2 separate regions of the Mus musculus genome follow, and region 1 is linked to region 2. The links are chromatin loops, found by intact Hi-C in ENCODE. Cell type or tissue: heart. All regions are shown on one strand.

Region 1 (8,000 bases), 160 kb before region 2:
TTATCTCTAGCAAAGGGACAAAGTAGCAGGTTCTGCCCCTTCTGAAAAGGAAGGCCTGATAAGTCTATAGCCCTGGGGCAAGGAGGAAAGTTTACATTTAAAAACCACTGCCTTGGGAGTAGTTTCTTTGCTAGTTTGGAACAGCAGATTTTTTTAAGAGCAAGAATGTACTTAATTGGTTCAGGTAGTTTTCGGAGGCAGGAAGCTTGATAGTTTGTTGTTATTTTTCTTTTTTCTTTTCCAACACACATGGAGTTTATCTGGTACTCTCAATACTTTTTTGTCAGAGCTCTATCAGTGATGATGGCGCACATTTCAGAGCCTCTGTTTTGTACAAGGCAGTGCTGTGAACCCACTAGGAAAGCCCAAGTTATAAAGTTCCACCACTATCATCATTGTTATCATCACCATCATCATCATCCCCACCACCACCGTCTTCATCATTTTTGTTTTGCTGAGACAGAGTTTCTCTGTGTAGTCCTGGCTGTCCTGGAACCCATTCTGTAGACCAGGCTGGCCTCAAACTCAGAGTTCTGCCTGCCTCTGCTTCCCAAGTGAGTGCTGGGACTAAAGGTATGTGCTACACACCTGTTATAATGTATAAAGGAAACGGAGGTTAGGGCTAAAAAAAAATTAGGCTCAAGTACAGTTATCTGCTTTGAGAAAAATTATTTTCTTCTTTTCTTTCTTTCTTTTTTCTTTTCTTTTTTTTTTTTTTTTGAGACAGGGTTTCTCTGTATAGCCTTGACTGTCCTGGAACTCACTCTGTAGACCAGGCTGGCCTCGAACTCAGAAAATCCGCCTGCCTCTGCATCCCGAGTGCTGGGATTAAAGGCGTGTGCCGCCACCGCCCGGCAGTGTTAAGCATTTTCATTCAGACTGTACAAGTATTATTTTAATCTATTATTGGGAAACCCAATGCTTGAATCATCATGTAAGTGGTAAGTAGCGATGCCATTATTCCACCCAGTTTTCTTAGCGCTGTGGCTCAGATGTATAAACGGTATTTTCTACTGCATGTAACTCTCAGAGCACAGAGTATCTGACAGTTTCAAGCCATTTGTTGACAGTGAGCTTCTCCTGTTGTCACTGGGCTTCTCCAATAGCAATTGGCTGCATGGCACATGGGAGAGTTTCTGGCAGTTTCCTCCTGCATGTTTTAGTGTTTTCTTCTCTTTGATCTTAAGGCTCGAGGGGAAAGAAGAGCAATTCAGTTTAAAGTGTGGTGAGGAGTTCTCTTTTTCAAAGACAGTTCTGGTGTTAACCGGCAGCTGAGTGGACGACGTCTGAACATATTATTGACTACATTGTCTGTCTGTCTGTGTCTGTCTGTCTGTCTGTGTCTGTCTTGGCTCAGGGAACACACTTATTCACCAGAAGCTTTCCACTCTTTTAAAACATAAAGACCCTAAAAATAAAATTACATTTATTTTTGTAGAGGTTCACATCTAGTGATAAGTTTACTAAGGCCTTTTAAAATCAATAAGTGCAACGTGACAGGCCTCTAGGTCAGTAAGGCTTTTCATGTTTTTTTCCTTTAGTGAGCTTGGATTTGATTAACTTTGATAGGTGGACAGCATTATGATCAAGGAGATAATAGAGTTTATAAAGTGAGTCACTGATCCTTATATACTGGTGTCAAGCCTTGAGCCATCATGGCCTGCTTCCTCTGGAATGTGATATGTAGCTGTTTGTCATGCTTTCCCTCCATAACATATGGAAACCCTAACCAGGGATGTCTACTGTGTCCAGGTTTTAAGAGGTGGAGCTGTTTCCTTTATGTTTTTATTGAAGGGGGAAAGTTCTGTAAAGAGGTAAAATGACTGAGAATGGATACAACTGGTATTCAAGTCCTGGGATAATTTGGAAAAACTTGATTGAGACAAGTATGGTGCCTCATACTTGGGATCCCAGCACACTGGATACTGAGATAGGAGGACTGCCTCGAGTTAGAGGTCAGCCTGGACTACACAGTGAGTCCAGGTGAGTGTGAGAGCTTGAAGAAAAAAAAAAAACAAGTCATAAAACAGGAGTGATCACATAGTCCGTTACATATTACACCACATCCATCATTAGCTGAGGAACTATTGACATCTGGTAACTTCCAGGAAAGGAAAGCTCACTTTTCTTATGTGGAGTGGTCACTATCTCTTCCAGGGTAGGCCCCAAACCTAAGAGTAGTTGGCCAACACAAATGGACCTGGATGGGAAGGGGGGCATAAAGAGAGAGACAACAAAGAGGGAAAGAGAGGAGAAAGAGGCACACAGAGGAAGAGAGAGGAGAGAGAGAGGAGAGAGAGAGGAGAGAGAGAGAGAGAGAGGAGAGAGAGAGAGGAGAGAGAGAGGAGAGAGAGAGGAGAGAGAGAGAGGAGAGAGAGAGAGTAGAGAGAGAGAGGAGAGAGAGAGAGGAGAGAGAGAGGAGAGAGAGAGGAGAGAGAGAGGAGAGAGAGAGAGGAGAGAGGGGAGAGAGAGAGAGAGAGAGAGAGAGAGAAGAGAGAACAAGATGATGTTGGGTGGGTAGGAAGGGAGTGGCTGAGCGTGGACCTAGTAGTTGTGGAAGAGCACTGAATATGATCAAAATAAATTGTGTGGAATTCTCAAGTAAGTAATAAAATAATATTAAAACAAAACATGGAACAGGACTGGTGACACGGCATAGCAAGGAAAGGCACCTGTCACCAAGCCCAATGATCTGAGTTCCTCTACAGGACTCACACGGTAGGGAGCTAACTCCTGTAAGCTGTGCTGTGGCCACCACAGGCATGCTGCAGCACATGAGCACGCACACACACACACTACTTAGAATAAAAATATTAAAAAATGAACCACACCTCATACCAACAAGCAAACCAAACCAAGGCAACCTGTCTACAAGTTTACTTCAGACAGAATTTCAGTTAGATGGAGGTGATTACAAAAATGCTTGGCATTAAAAATGTCCACATTTCACTGTTATTTGATGGCCTTTTTATGAATTCATTTAGTCTCCATTAAGCCTTTGTTAAGTATCAATAAATCCTTATCTCAGAGGTGGAGAAGACTTGTCCCTTACCGTAAGAATAATTCATTATCTAATAGACCTTTCTAAGGCATCTATTTGGCTAGGCGTGGTGGCCCTCACCTTTGATCCCAGCACCTGGGAAGCAGAAGCAGGCGGATCTCAATGAGTTTGAGGCCAGCCTGGTCTACAAAGCAAATCCAAGACAGGCAGGGTTACACAGAGAAGTGCTGTCACCCTGTCTCAAAAAACAAAATAAACAAAAAAGACTTCTGTATTCTTGTTAATACAATAAATGTGGCTTACAATTCCCAGAGAGAATCAGGTCCTCAGAGTTTTGGGATTGCTGAAATAAAGTTGTGTGCCTTTTTCTCTCTCTCTTTCTTTCTTTCTTTCTTTCTTTCTTTCTTTCTTTCTTTCTTTCTTTCTCTCTCTCTCTCTCCTTTCTCTCTCTCTCTTTCTTTCTTTCTCTCTCTCTCTCCTTTCTCTCTCTCTCTTTCTTTCTTTCTCTCTCTCTCTCCTTTCTCTCTCTCTCTTTCTTTCTTTCTTTCTTTCTTTCTTTCTTTCTTTTTTTAAATTTGTTTTTGGAGACAGGGTTTCTCTGAGTGTAGCCCTGGCTGTCCTGGGACTTGCTCTGCAGACCAGACTGGCTGGAACTCAGCGATCCACCTGTTCCTGCCTCTTGAATACTGAGATTAAAGGTGTATGCCACCACTGCCCTGCTCGAATTGCTTTATAAAATAACCTTTTATTTAACATTTTGGAAAATAAATGAGGTCTTTTATTGGGGGCAAGACATATGAGAGTTAGGTTGTACAATTCAGCTTGCCTGGCAGTCTTGAGGGGAAGGCCTTTGTGTAGGAACAGGTACTAGATATTATTTATAGAAGTATTCTGACATTTAGTAAGAATTTGTACAAAGAATTGCATTTAGATAATTTTTATGAATGTAAACAATTTATCTTGTTTTTTATTTTGTTTTTATTTTTTTTTGTTATATATTTATTTATTTTGGAGACAGTGTCTCCTTAGGTAGCCCAGGCTGTACAGAATTCAGTATGGAGCCTAGATCCAACTCATGGCTGGTTCCTGCTTCAGCCTTCCTAGTGCTGGTATTATAGGTGTGAGCCACTACACTTAGCATTATTCTAATCTTCATATATGTGAATCAAATTATGTTCTGATTACACAACTATGAAGACATCTACAGTACAGACTGTCCAATTTTCTAAAAGAGACTACTAGTTTGTGTTATTGACTTCATACCAGCATAAATCTTTGAAATCATGTGGATGTTTCCAAACGAAACAAGAATTTATCTTTTTGATATGATATGGTTCCTTGTAAAATGTAATTAGGCAAGAGGTGTGTAATTTAAAAGCATCCGTTCTCCCATCCCAAGATACTGAACTGATTCACCTAAGGTTAGGTTGGAACTGTAGCGGCTGGAACGGAGAACTCGCTCCCGGAACGTTTGTTTTGCAGCGCCTGGCTTCCAGCCGGTGCTCTTTCGCGAAGGACCATTCCGGCCAAGTGCCTGTTGGTAGCAGCTTAGTTGACATCTGGTCTGGGGGTTCTTGTAGGTGGCAGTGGCTGAAATCCGTGTGGAGGAAAAAAAAAAATCCAAAGCCGAAGAGACGCCATGGACGACCAGGGCTGCCCCAGGTGTAAGACCACCAAGTACCGGAACCCTTCTTTGAAGCTGATGGTGAACGTGTGCGGACACACTCTGTGAGTCTGGCGACCGTGGATTCCTGGGGTGGGAGGACAGCCCTGGGAGATGCCAGGAGGCCGCTGGGGGGTAATAAAGGGTGTGGTTCGTCTAAACAGTGGGGGAGGGGGATGCAAAAAGGGAGCGTCGATCCTTTAAAAGGTTCGTAGCCGCTCGCCCCTATCTTTTCTGGCCTACTTTGAAACTGGAGTTTTGATTGTGGCAAGCAGAAGTTTGGCAGGTTGACCCTCATCCACCTTTCCAGCCAGTGAAAATCTCGAATTTTTCCAGCTATGTGTTGTTAGCTAGACTCCAGACAGATGTCTGGCTGAAAGCGTGAGGGATTAGAATCTTTAATTTCTTAATAAATGTTTTTTTTTTTTAATTGAAAAGAGAACTGAAAACTTACTTTGGGTGTATACTGTTGCTGTTGATCGAGTGAACTAGTTGGAAAGCCTTCTGTGTATGTATACGTGTCCTGATGAGTTATGTTAGACTTAAATCATGTAAAGGAAGAAAATACAGACTTAAGGCAGTTACTTTGTAGCTAGATAATGGTTGGCTTTTATTGCGTGCTCATTTTGTTCCAGGCACTGTAGAGTCTTACCGTGAGCCATCTCTTGATAAGTTTATGCAGGTATAGTTTCTTCCTCACCGGAAATGATCCTGAGATTTCTCAGGATTGTGGGTCGTAGGAGTATGGATCCCAGGAAGTGGCTCTGGGAAGTAAGTGTATTTTGGTTGCTCAGTGGTGAAAGGATGGCGAGTGATTTTTTTGTATAAATGTTTTGAAGAATAAATGCAGAGTTTTGGTTAAAGTGTTTGTCAGTTTTTTATGGAGAAGTGGTTTAAGTAAAAGATAGTCTGAGACTAAAGGTACTATAAAGTTGTGAGCACAATATTCCTATAGGCTCAGTCTTCCTCCGGAAGGAAAAGGTAAAGTACAATGTGGTAGACAAGGTCTTCAGGCAGAAATTTGCACAATGAGCTATATATATAATTGTCATAATGTGATTATTAATTTCCTTAATTGGTCTTTCTTTTTTTTTTTTTTCCACGACAGGGTCTCTTTTCCTAATTAACTTTTATTTTGCTTTAGACAGCGTAACTGTGTCTGGATGGTTTAAGATTAAAAATCCAGAAAAGGCAGTCAACTGGAATGCATGAACTGTGGCAATGAGGGAATACTGCTGGTATATAATTAGGTGCTTGTTAAGACTGGGCATCAAGTGTTAGTCCAGCCTGACTTTAAAACTTTAGATTCTTCTCTGACTAAAAGTGTTAGAATTTCAGGTATGCACTACCATGACTAGCAGACTGTTAGATTTTTAGAAAAGTTTTGCAAAATTTCTGTGTCACTTATTTTAGCTCTGAAAAAATATTGAGATCATGTTCGTCCTTCATCCCCACTCTATCCTCCTTTAATTCCCTTCGAACTTCATCCCAAATTCTCCACCAGCTGCACCACTGAGACACATTCTCCCCCACTCACCACTGGGTACCCTCTGTGTTTGTGATGGAATGTTGAAGGGCAGATGGCTGTTGCTGTGGTGTGCACTCGAGGGCTGTTCCATGGCACTCCCTCTCATCTCTGGCTTTAACATTCTTTTTGCCGGCCCCAAAGCCTCTCAACCCCCATGTGTGGTGTGTGTGTGTGTGTGTGTCTATGATGTAGCTGTTCATCTATGATGTAGCTGTTCCATTTCTTTTCTTTTGTACTGGATTATTGTAGTGATGGAGTTTTCCTGCCTAAGAGTCTGGATTTTTTGCTTACTGAATAGTCTCTTTGGCTTTGTCTACTGTGTTTCTCTGTCCTCTGTGTTAAATCAAAATGATTAGGTGTATTGAGTTTTATCATATTTATATTTCACTGATGTATTTGTTGGTGAGAATAATTAGTAAGTGGTGTTTATTTATTTTGAGTAATATATAGAGATGTACACATTAGGAAACAGCACCTTGATTGGGCAGAACAGAAGGCACTCATCCTTGGGGGTTGCTCGAAAACGTGTGGGTATCCTCCGTGAGTTCTCTGGTCAGGGAGGAGGCTTCATTGAGAATTTCAGCCGCACAAACTTTCCCACACTTGCTCTCATCGTGCTGGGGTTACTGGCACTTGAGGCCATGTGCAGCTTTTTGTGTGGGTACAAGTATCTGAGCTCAGGACCTTCTGTTTGCACAGCAAGTGTTCTCACCCACTGAGCTGGCTCTCCAGATCTCCTCTCCACACTTTCTTTCCTTTTTCTTTTTTTGAGACAGAATTTTGCTTTGTAACTCAAGTTGGCCTTGAACTAGCTAGTAGCCTAGGCTGTCTGGGAGGGAACTTTGGTATCAGAGTTTCTTTCATAGGGTTTTGTCTTTATTGACACCTTCTAGTACTTCTTTTCTAGGAAGTTTTATTGTCAAATTTGTGCCCTAACATCCAAACGGATAACAGGAAATTGTATGTTAAACCTTAAGGATTATTTGTTAAGATGAAAATTTTATCTGTAAGAGCCAGAAATGATAGCATATTAATTGCCTAGCTCTTTATAAGTATAAACAGAAATAGAATTAGTTTTCTTATAACTTTTTGAAAAGGAAGCATGAAGTATATCTCACAAATATTATGATAGCCCTCTTGACTCTCAATTCTAGATTGGCCATTTAAGGTGTAAACTTAGTGAAAATTTGTCATACATTGTGAGGGATTACTTGAGGGAGAGTTCAAGTAAATTTAAGAGTTAATTTACTCTCATGTATGAAAAGATATTGCCAGTATCCTAAGTGAAACACTAATTTTTTGGGGCCTGCAATATGGTTAGCTTGAGTTTAATCCCTGGGACCTTTTTAGTGGGAGGAGAAAACCCAGCTCCTGCAAGTTGTCCTCTGATCTCAGAGACACACTCTTTCTCCAAGTAAGTACACATACGTAATAAAAATGGTTTTAGGAGTCAGTCTGTCAATTTGCTTCCTAACTTACTTAGCAAATAGAACCTAAGATGGTATATGGAGTGAGAATAATGAGAATTAAGCTTGGATATAGTAACAGTTTGGCTCAAGTTTTAAATGTGCTAAGTCTACTTTCAAAGACAAAAAAGCAAGGCTCAACAGTCATTTATTAGTTATTGATCTTTAGTAATTGATATTTTTGCAATTTTTCTTGTATACTCTATAAAATTTCCAAGTCTTGATTCCCAGACTTGACTCTTGATACTAAAGAATCATCTGGGATGTCTATTTATTTACAAATCTCAGGGCCCTGTTAATAATCTGATTTGGGTTGGGGTAAGACTTTATCATCTCTCTCTC
Region 2 (8,000 bases):
AGGCTGACCTAAATTAAAAATGTTCTTCTACTTAAATTGGTCATTTAGTCAAACATTTATCCTAGCAGAAAGGCTACAAAGACAATAATATACATCAGAAATGACTTACTGTTAAAATCTTTAATTAAGTCTCTATCTTTTTGTCAACACTTGGAAATTTTATAGAGATCTATGTTCTCATTTCATAAAGAAAGAACTTCATCTTTAAGTTAGAAAAATGTACTGAATATAAATTTGATGAAATACAATGAGATTATCAGAATTCAGAATATGTAAAATAATCAATGGCTGCCTTATTGTGTTCTACTTATCATATCTGAACTCAATTAAAACTTTTTGAAGCTATGAACCTGTTCCCCCAACTCCTCCCAGATGCACTCGACTTCCCTACCCACCCAACTTTGTGTCCCATATATTCATGGATGGGTTGCCTTTCACTTACTTCTAAGACATAAAAGTTAGTTTTAAATAAAATTTTAAAACATTAAAAGCATTTCTATAATTCCATAGGAAAGCCGTAGGGCTTTGGACTTGGTATGGCAGCTGAGCTATGTCCCCAGCCAGAAATGTTTCACTTTTAACCCTTATGCACCACCACCATTTTAGGAGAAACATAGTTTTAAGTTAGGGTATTATATGAAAGCCCACATATGACCCTGAGCTGAGTCCCCACTGTGCAGTATTAATGTCTTTTGTCAATGAAGAGAGAGGAAGCAGAAGGGCATTATCAAGTCCAATCGATGCAAAATACTGAATGCTACATTTTAAAGCTGGGAATAATTCCCACATGTTTTGAAAATTACTGTATTAAAAAGAGTAACCTACAGAATGCATGTATACCAAGTATTTATATAAAATGTGATTTTGATTATCCTTCTATCCAAATAATAAAGGCTGTGGGTTTCCCTGGAGCTACAATAGTAGGGTGTACATAGCAGTTTCTAAAAGGCTAGGAGCACTTAAGAAAGTTTTAAAGTGTTTACCATAAAGAAGAGGCTTAATTAGCTAAATTACTAGCTAAGTCACTAGCATTGTATATGTGACTCTGAAACACCAAATTTCAAAACCTTGTACTGACCAATGTCCCAAAGGCCTAATGGCTTTTTGGACCAAAAGGATTTTGTTCAATATAACAAAGTGGTTGGAGAGAGAGAGAGAGAGAGAGAGAGAGAGAGAGAGAGAGAGAGAGTAAGAGTATGTGTGTGTGTGTGTGTGTGTAGGCCCAAAAGTCTCTGCCAACACTATGACTACAAAGAAGATATTCCAAAATGTTTTTCAAAAAGGGGGAAGGTGCTTCTGATTTGGTTTCAAATAAAAACTAAACTACCCTGCTTTTTTTTTTTTTACCCTGTTTCTTTAAGTTAGCATTTTGAAATAAAAAAATTAAGCACTAAAACTAGAATGTCACTTTTTTTCTAGAGTATGAATCTGACTGTAATCCACCTACCAATTAAATGCTTGAAGGGCAGCTGGTGATCTCGGAGATTCAGGTGTGCAATATGCCCAACCCTGCTGAATCCAGAGGTTACATCTTGACCTTCAGGAAGCACAGCTTTCAAAATTTCTTCTGACTTAAAATTTTCATATGTTAGTTCCAAGTTGTACTGGGATAACTGTGGGCTGACATCAAGTTCTTTTAAAACTCCGAGTTCTGCTTTGTCAAAGGAATCAGCAGTAAGCATCCTGTAGGGGTCCAACATGATCAGCCTACTGTCTTCATCCTTGGGATCCTCAATCACTCGCTTTATGCCCGGGCGCTGCAGGGCTACTCTCCTGAGGGCTCGCATCAATCTGTTGACTACTTCTTTCCTCGCTTTAAGCACAGGGATGGACACTGTCTTCTTAAAAGCTGTTCTATCAAGTTCTCTCATTCCTCGAACGTCAGAGGGTGGTGAAAATAATTCACTATCTCTCACACTTGCTTCTATTTCTGGCATGGTTGAGAGTCCTTGTCTTTGACCCAACAAGAAAACAGAAGGCGCTTTCCTAAGTCTCGGCACCAGGGTAAACAACAATATTGATTCACTGGGGTGACACCATTCCACTTGCAAAAGTCTTCTTGAGAATCCAAATAGCTTCCATACGATTCTGGGGAAAATAACAAAACAAAACACCAAACACCATCAAGCTACATGTGAACACATTCACAATGGCTTTTGAGGATGAAAATATAAATTATCTTTCAAGTCACCTGCCAAGTGCTGACAAAAGGTTTGGATGGCAAGGGAGGGCAGTCTCTCTTGCAGGTTAGAATGATCACTGTCCCTGGTAAATAATACATTTGCATTTTCAGTCTATTTGCCCCTATAACAGAAAAATTAGTGGTCTAGCAATCTCCCTATACCCAAAGAACTCTGCTCACAAATTTCGACAGAATACACATAGAATAGGAAGTATGAAATTTGAGTTAAGGGTCATCTCTAAATGAAATGATCACTATATGTGATGCCACCAATGGTAATACTTACTGGGATATTCTTAGGAGATCTTATTTTATTTATTCAACGGGCTGTTGTATCAGAAGCTGTGTTATGAAGTTTGTAAGCTAAGGGGTAAGTTAATCACCCAAAGTTATGTGGCTGCTAAGTGGCTTGGCAAGGCTTAAACGTTCATTAAGGTCTTAAAATGTAGCTCACTGGTAGAAAGCTTGCCTAGCACGCATGAGGTCCTGGGGTCATCCCTAACAGCACATAATATCAGGCATGGTGGTGCCTACCTGTAATCTCAGCATGAGGAAATAGGAGGATTAAAAGTTCAAGGCCAGCCTGGGATGCATTTGAGACCAGACCTCAAAAACAAACAAACAAACAAACAAACAAAAAAAAAAACAAAAGCTTGGTTAAAAATGACCTGAAAGCTGGGGATACAGTTTAGCTAGAAGTGTACCTAGCAAGCACAAGCAAATTCATGGGCTTTCAGCACTACATAGCCTGGGCACAGTGGTGCAGGCACTCAGAAAGCAGATCAGAAATTAAAGTCATCCTCCAGGTTGGTCTGGATACATGAGATTTGTCCCTTCCCATATGACCTTAGTATACTGTTAGGATGTCTATCATAGTGTACTGCCATATGCCATGCCTATAACTAAAAGCTTCAGTATTTTGACAAGGCTTTACTGTGTTGTTTGAAGTAAATGTAGGCGTCCGTTTTCCATCTGTAATATGTGGTTTAAACTATGAAAAGATTTTTGTGGTAATGGGAACCTAATCCCGGCACTTCTCATGCTATCCAATCCTACCACTGGGTGCATCAGCCCTCACCATGCATTTGACCAGCCCCCTACCCAAGGGCTCCGGCCTCGGCTTAGCGGCCGGTGGACAAGGAGATGAATGACCTGGTGGCCTTTTTGCGCTCATTGGGCAAGAAAGAAGAGCACGAGTCCCGCCGCGGTACCGTCAGGTTTTCTACATCACCCGGGACACTACTGCCCCCTCACCAGCTGCACCTTTCCAGGGCCAGCGTCACCCGAGGCCGGCTTCAGACCCGAACCCCTCACCTCATGCTCTGGTGCAGCTCGGAAATAGGGCGTCGGAGGCTGGTGACGTCATCACTGCTGGCCGCGAAGGCAGCGTAGAGTCCGACCCTGTGGACTCGCACCTCTCTTCCGGGCCCGCGATTTGCTACGAGAGCCCGGAAGGGCCAAGCCCGTAGCTCCGCCTCTGAAGCCGCTCAGCCGGGGCGCTTGGGGTTAGGGGAAGCGGCTCCGTGATTTACTTAGCAGTCGGTCGCGGAGCACCATGCAGGCGTCCCGGCACAGCATCCAAGCGGAGCCAGGCTGGTACGTCTCTGCCCAGCAGCCAGAGGAGGCGGTGGCTGCAGACGAGTGGAGTCCGTTGCTAAGCAACGTAAGTGGGCTTTACTGGCTGCGCTGGGTTCCTGTGCGCTTCGGTATCTTTCAGGGCTTGCAAGAGGAGCCTTGGACTGCAGGGGACTGACCCTGGGGTGGGGCCCGAACCACTGACCCCAGGCGAGTTTGGAATGTGGCAGCAGCATGGAGCACTCAGTCAATAGTGAGAGGCTTGGAACACCAGCGGGATGAGCCTCGGTTTTGTGACTCACCATTGCTTTGTGTCATTGTCGCCTCTGTCTCCTCTAGCCTTGTGAGGTCTTGCAAGAACATCACACGATGTTTCTTTTCTGGATTTAATCATGGGGCCAAGGGAAAGATGAGCTATAGGCACTTTAATACTCAAGTCCCTGTAAGTGAAGATGAGGAGAGGTCTCTGGTAATGTGCACATTGCTCGTCCTTAACCTAAAGCCGGTGTAGTGGGCTGTGTGTGCCCGGGGGCCCCGGAGCCTCTTCGGTCTTGAATGTCCAGCCTAGGAGGGCCTTGGGCATGCTAGAAAAACTCCCTAACTCAGAGCTGCTTTCCAGTCCTGCCACTCCACTTTTTATGAATCCCTGGACTGTAACAGCTGATGGTTTGGTTTATGTTGTCCCTGTAAGATATTCCTGCTAATCGACTTAATTCATTAGGCATATAAACAAAAGGTTAGTTTATTGCGGTCCTCGTACTTGAGGAAGAAGAGTTAGGGACAGAAGTTCCATGCTGACACTGGGATTCTTCAGGAAGCACGTGACTGAGGCCCGTTCCTCCTCTGTCTCCACCCTATCTTGATCTCTTGAAGTCACAAGGCTGTGGCTCCCACTGAAGCCAGCTGGGCCCTGCATGGGAGGAAGTAATTTTCCTGGAAGACTCGTTTCCTTGAGTTGCACCAATAGGTCAGAACGGAGGGAAAGGAACAAGTGTTATGTCCAAATGTGCTTTTCCTTGGGGTAATAACTCCTATGACGGAAAGCAACTTGGGAAGGGAAGGGCTTATTTCATCTTACAGCTACAGTCCGTCTTGAAGGAAAGTCAGGGCAGGAATCTGGAGGCAGAAACTGAAACGGGAGACCCGGAGGAAATATTGACTTGCCCCTACTGGCTTGCTCAGTTTGCTCTCCTTCATCCCCAGGAAGGCCTGCCTGCTCAGGGATGCCCCCACCTAAAACAGGCCGTGTCTTGGCCAGTCTCTTTAGGGCATTCTCCCAATTGAGATCCCCTCTTCTCCAATGAGACTAGCCTGTGTTACATGGGCGAAAGAACTAGCCACGTCCTGGTTAATTAGTGTTCACACGATTCCTCAAGTGTGTAGAATGGCTCAGCACACTTTAACTTCCTTCCTCAGGCATTTAATGTGGGTAAATGGTGTGTTTCCAGGAACCTCACAGGCAGGGATCCTCCGGTGCTTCCTTTGGTCTCTCCGTCTTTAACGTGATGAACGCCATCATGGGAAGCGGCATCCTTGGTTTGGCGTATGTGATGGCTAACACGGGTATCCTTGGATTTAGGTGAGGCCTGTTTCCATATTTTGTCATCACACGGTTCCATTTTGATAAGGAATTTTGATTCCAGAAGTTACCGGTCTACAATTTCTAGTTGGATTACTTCTGGGGTTTTAATGCTGTTTTGTTCCCCTTGTGCCTATCTAGTTCTGTGCTTTGGAGGAATGCTCCCTACAGTCATGCATGGCTTGAGGGGGTGGGCATTCATGTAGGAACCTCAAGAAAGGAACCCCGGGGCTCTAAGATAGCGTGGGCTTTAAAACAGCACCAGCAAAGCGGGGCTCTGGTGTAAGAATCAGAACCCAAGGGCTTATAGGGCACAAAAAAGAAAGGGAAGGCCACTGAGCATTGTCCCTTTTGGGCAGGTTGTTGCTAGGGGAAGCTTTGGAGATAAGGTAAGTGGTTAGGATGTCATGTGATAGATAAGCAGCTTTCCTGGTCAGACATGACTGGGGTCCATAGGGCACAGTGGGTAAGGATCTAGAAAACAAGTTACTTTAGGAATTGTTATTGTTTAACTAAAAGGGGGAGAGGGTACCAAGTGGAGTAGCCATGGCTAATAGTTCTGAAGTGCGGCAATGCTTTTTCGTTCCTGGGTGATCCTTATAGAGTATACTTAAACAAACCTAGATGGTAAAACCTTCTACACATCTATACAGTATTGCCTGTTGCTCATAGGCTAAAAAAATCACCTAATATAGTGCAGTCCACGTGCTAGTATAGTAAATGCCGCAGCAGTTGTAATGTAATCGTATTTGTTTATCAACACATGCAAAAAAGATCCAGTGAAAGAAGAAACCTGTTCCTGGATTGGACGTCGTGCTGAGAGGAACTGGAGAAGTCGTTTTAAGGGCCTTGTGTTTTGTTTTTCAATGTTTTGATTCTTGTTATAATAGCCTAAAAAACAAATACACCATATACCATATAAAACTTTTCTTTCTATATGTCCTTATTACATAAGCTTTTTAAATTTAATCTACTCTTATTCTCGTATTTTCCTTTTCCAACTTTTTCTTTAAAACTCAGACATAAGCACACTTACTACCCGAGAGCCAGGATCAGTTTACACACCTTGCTCATGGGGAGGTGTTTCGGGAGCAGGACACAGCTGCAGCCTCCTTGCCTGTGACAACAAAGCCTTTTCTGAAGCCCCTGAAGGACTGGTCCTGGTAGTTGGGAGGTAGAGACAGGAAGATCGGGGAATTCAGGGTCTTCCTCAGCCATATAAGTTCAAGTGAGACCCTGCTTCAAAAAACAAACAAACCAACAGCCACAACAATAAAAAAAGTGTGCCCTAAAATCATGATTTTTTAAAAGAATACAGTATGATAGTATAATAAATACAGGAACCGAGGATTGTATTACTTCTTCTTAGTGGATATTCAGTACTAGATGTAAAAGCACGTGTTGCGTTCATGATTATATGATTGGCAATGCAGTAGTCTGCTTTCCCCAGCTTCACCGTGAGCATGAATAATGTGTTCCCTATGACACGAGGACAGCCATGTTGTCTCTGAGACTTCATTGTTAACCCAGATATCACTGTGCAATACAGGACTGATGTTGATTTTTATTAATCTAAAAATGTGGCTAATCTAAAAAAAAAAAAAAACCACTTTGTATTAGTCAGGGTTCTCTAGAGTCACAAAACTTATGGACAGTCTCTAGATAGTAAAGGAATTTATTGATGACTTACAGTCGGCAGCCCAATTCCCAACAATGGTTCAGTCGCAGCTGTGAATGGAAGTCCAAGGATCTAGCAGTTACTCAGTCTCACGCAGCAAGCAGGCGAAGGAGCAAGAGCAAGAGCTAGACTCCCTTCTTCCAATGTCCTTATATTGTCTCCAGCAGAAGGTGGAGCCCAGATTAAAGGTGTGTTCCTTAAACTCGGAGATTCAATCTTCTGGAATCCATAGCCACTATGGCTCAAGATCTTCAAACCAAGATCCAGATAAGGATCTCCAAGCCTCCAGATAAGGGTCACTGCTGAGCCTTCCAATTCCGGATTGTAGTTTATTCCAAATATTGTCAAGTTGACAACCAGGAATAGCCACTACACACTTGATCTACAATTGATTTATGATTTTAAAAAGTTCAAGCTCATTTGTGTCAGGCTGGCCAATGTGAATCAAAACTTATCAGTCAGGCAAGTTAAAAGCAATTTTTTTAGGTGCAAATAAAATATCCTTCTCCTGTCTTAGGCTGCTAAATAAGACTTCTTTAACGCCTGGAGCCCAACATTATGTTCTGGGCTTATTTATTTTCAAGAGTTAGTCATGGGCCAGTGTCTTAGTACTGTTCTATTGCTGTGACTACACAGCATGACCAAGGCAGCTTATAGAAGAAAGCACTTTAAATGGGGGCTTGCTTACAGTGTCAGAGGGTAAGCATTGTCATCATGCTGGTCAGGGTAGCTGGGGAGTGTGGTAGGCTGCAGACAGGCAGGCATGGCACCGAGCAGTAGCTGGGAGCATACATTCCTGATCACCTGCAGGAGGCACTGAACAAGCAATACCTCCAAACCTTTCCTGATTTGGTCACCCGCTGCTAATCAAGCATTCAGTGAGCCTGGTGTGAGCCTGTGAGGGCTGTTTTCATGAATCACAGCCAGTCACGGGGCTGCTGTTGTTAACATAGCTTTGTATGTTCGATGCTTTACTGCCGTCGCTG

The links. Peaks named below come from ENCODE experiments on the same cell type or tissue, not always from the same donor. Only the 100,000 strongest peaks of a DNase experiment are listed, where the experiment ranks them.
Region 1: it touches region 2 in a loop (4-fold over the local background); 10 of 42 quality-filtered maps call a loop at or near these places.

The regions. Positions count from the first base shown.
Region 1 is chr12:73,119,198-73,127,197 of GRCm38, forward strand. It overlaps Mnat1 (menage a trois 1), which reads left to right and starts at 4,520. Exons shown (of 8, transcript NM_008612.2): 1 at 4,520-4,729. The coding sequence starts at 4,641. In heart, no CTCF peak of the experiment used is centred here; a DNase peak (open chromatin) is centred at 4,504; H3K4me3 peaks cover 1,633 bases; H3K27ac peaks cover 1,229 bases.
Region 2 is chr12:73,283,188-73,291,187 of GRCm38, forward strand. Trmt5 (TRM5 tRNA methyltransferase 5) reads right to left here and starts at 3,524. Exons shown (of 5, transcript NM_029580.3): 1 at 3,497-3,524; 2 at 1,448-2,088. The coding sequence starts at 3,501. It overlaps Slc38a6 (solute carrier family 38, member 6), which reads left to right and starts at 3,661. Exons shown (of 16, transcript NM_001037717.3): 1 at 3,661-3,845; 2 at 5,206-5,336. The coding sequence starts at 3,738. In heart, no CTCF peak of the experiment used is centred here; DNase peaks (open chromatin) are centred at 3,654 and 4,624; H3K4me3 peaks cover 2,330 bases; H3K27ac peaks cover 2,091 bases.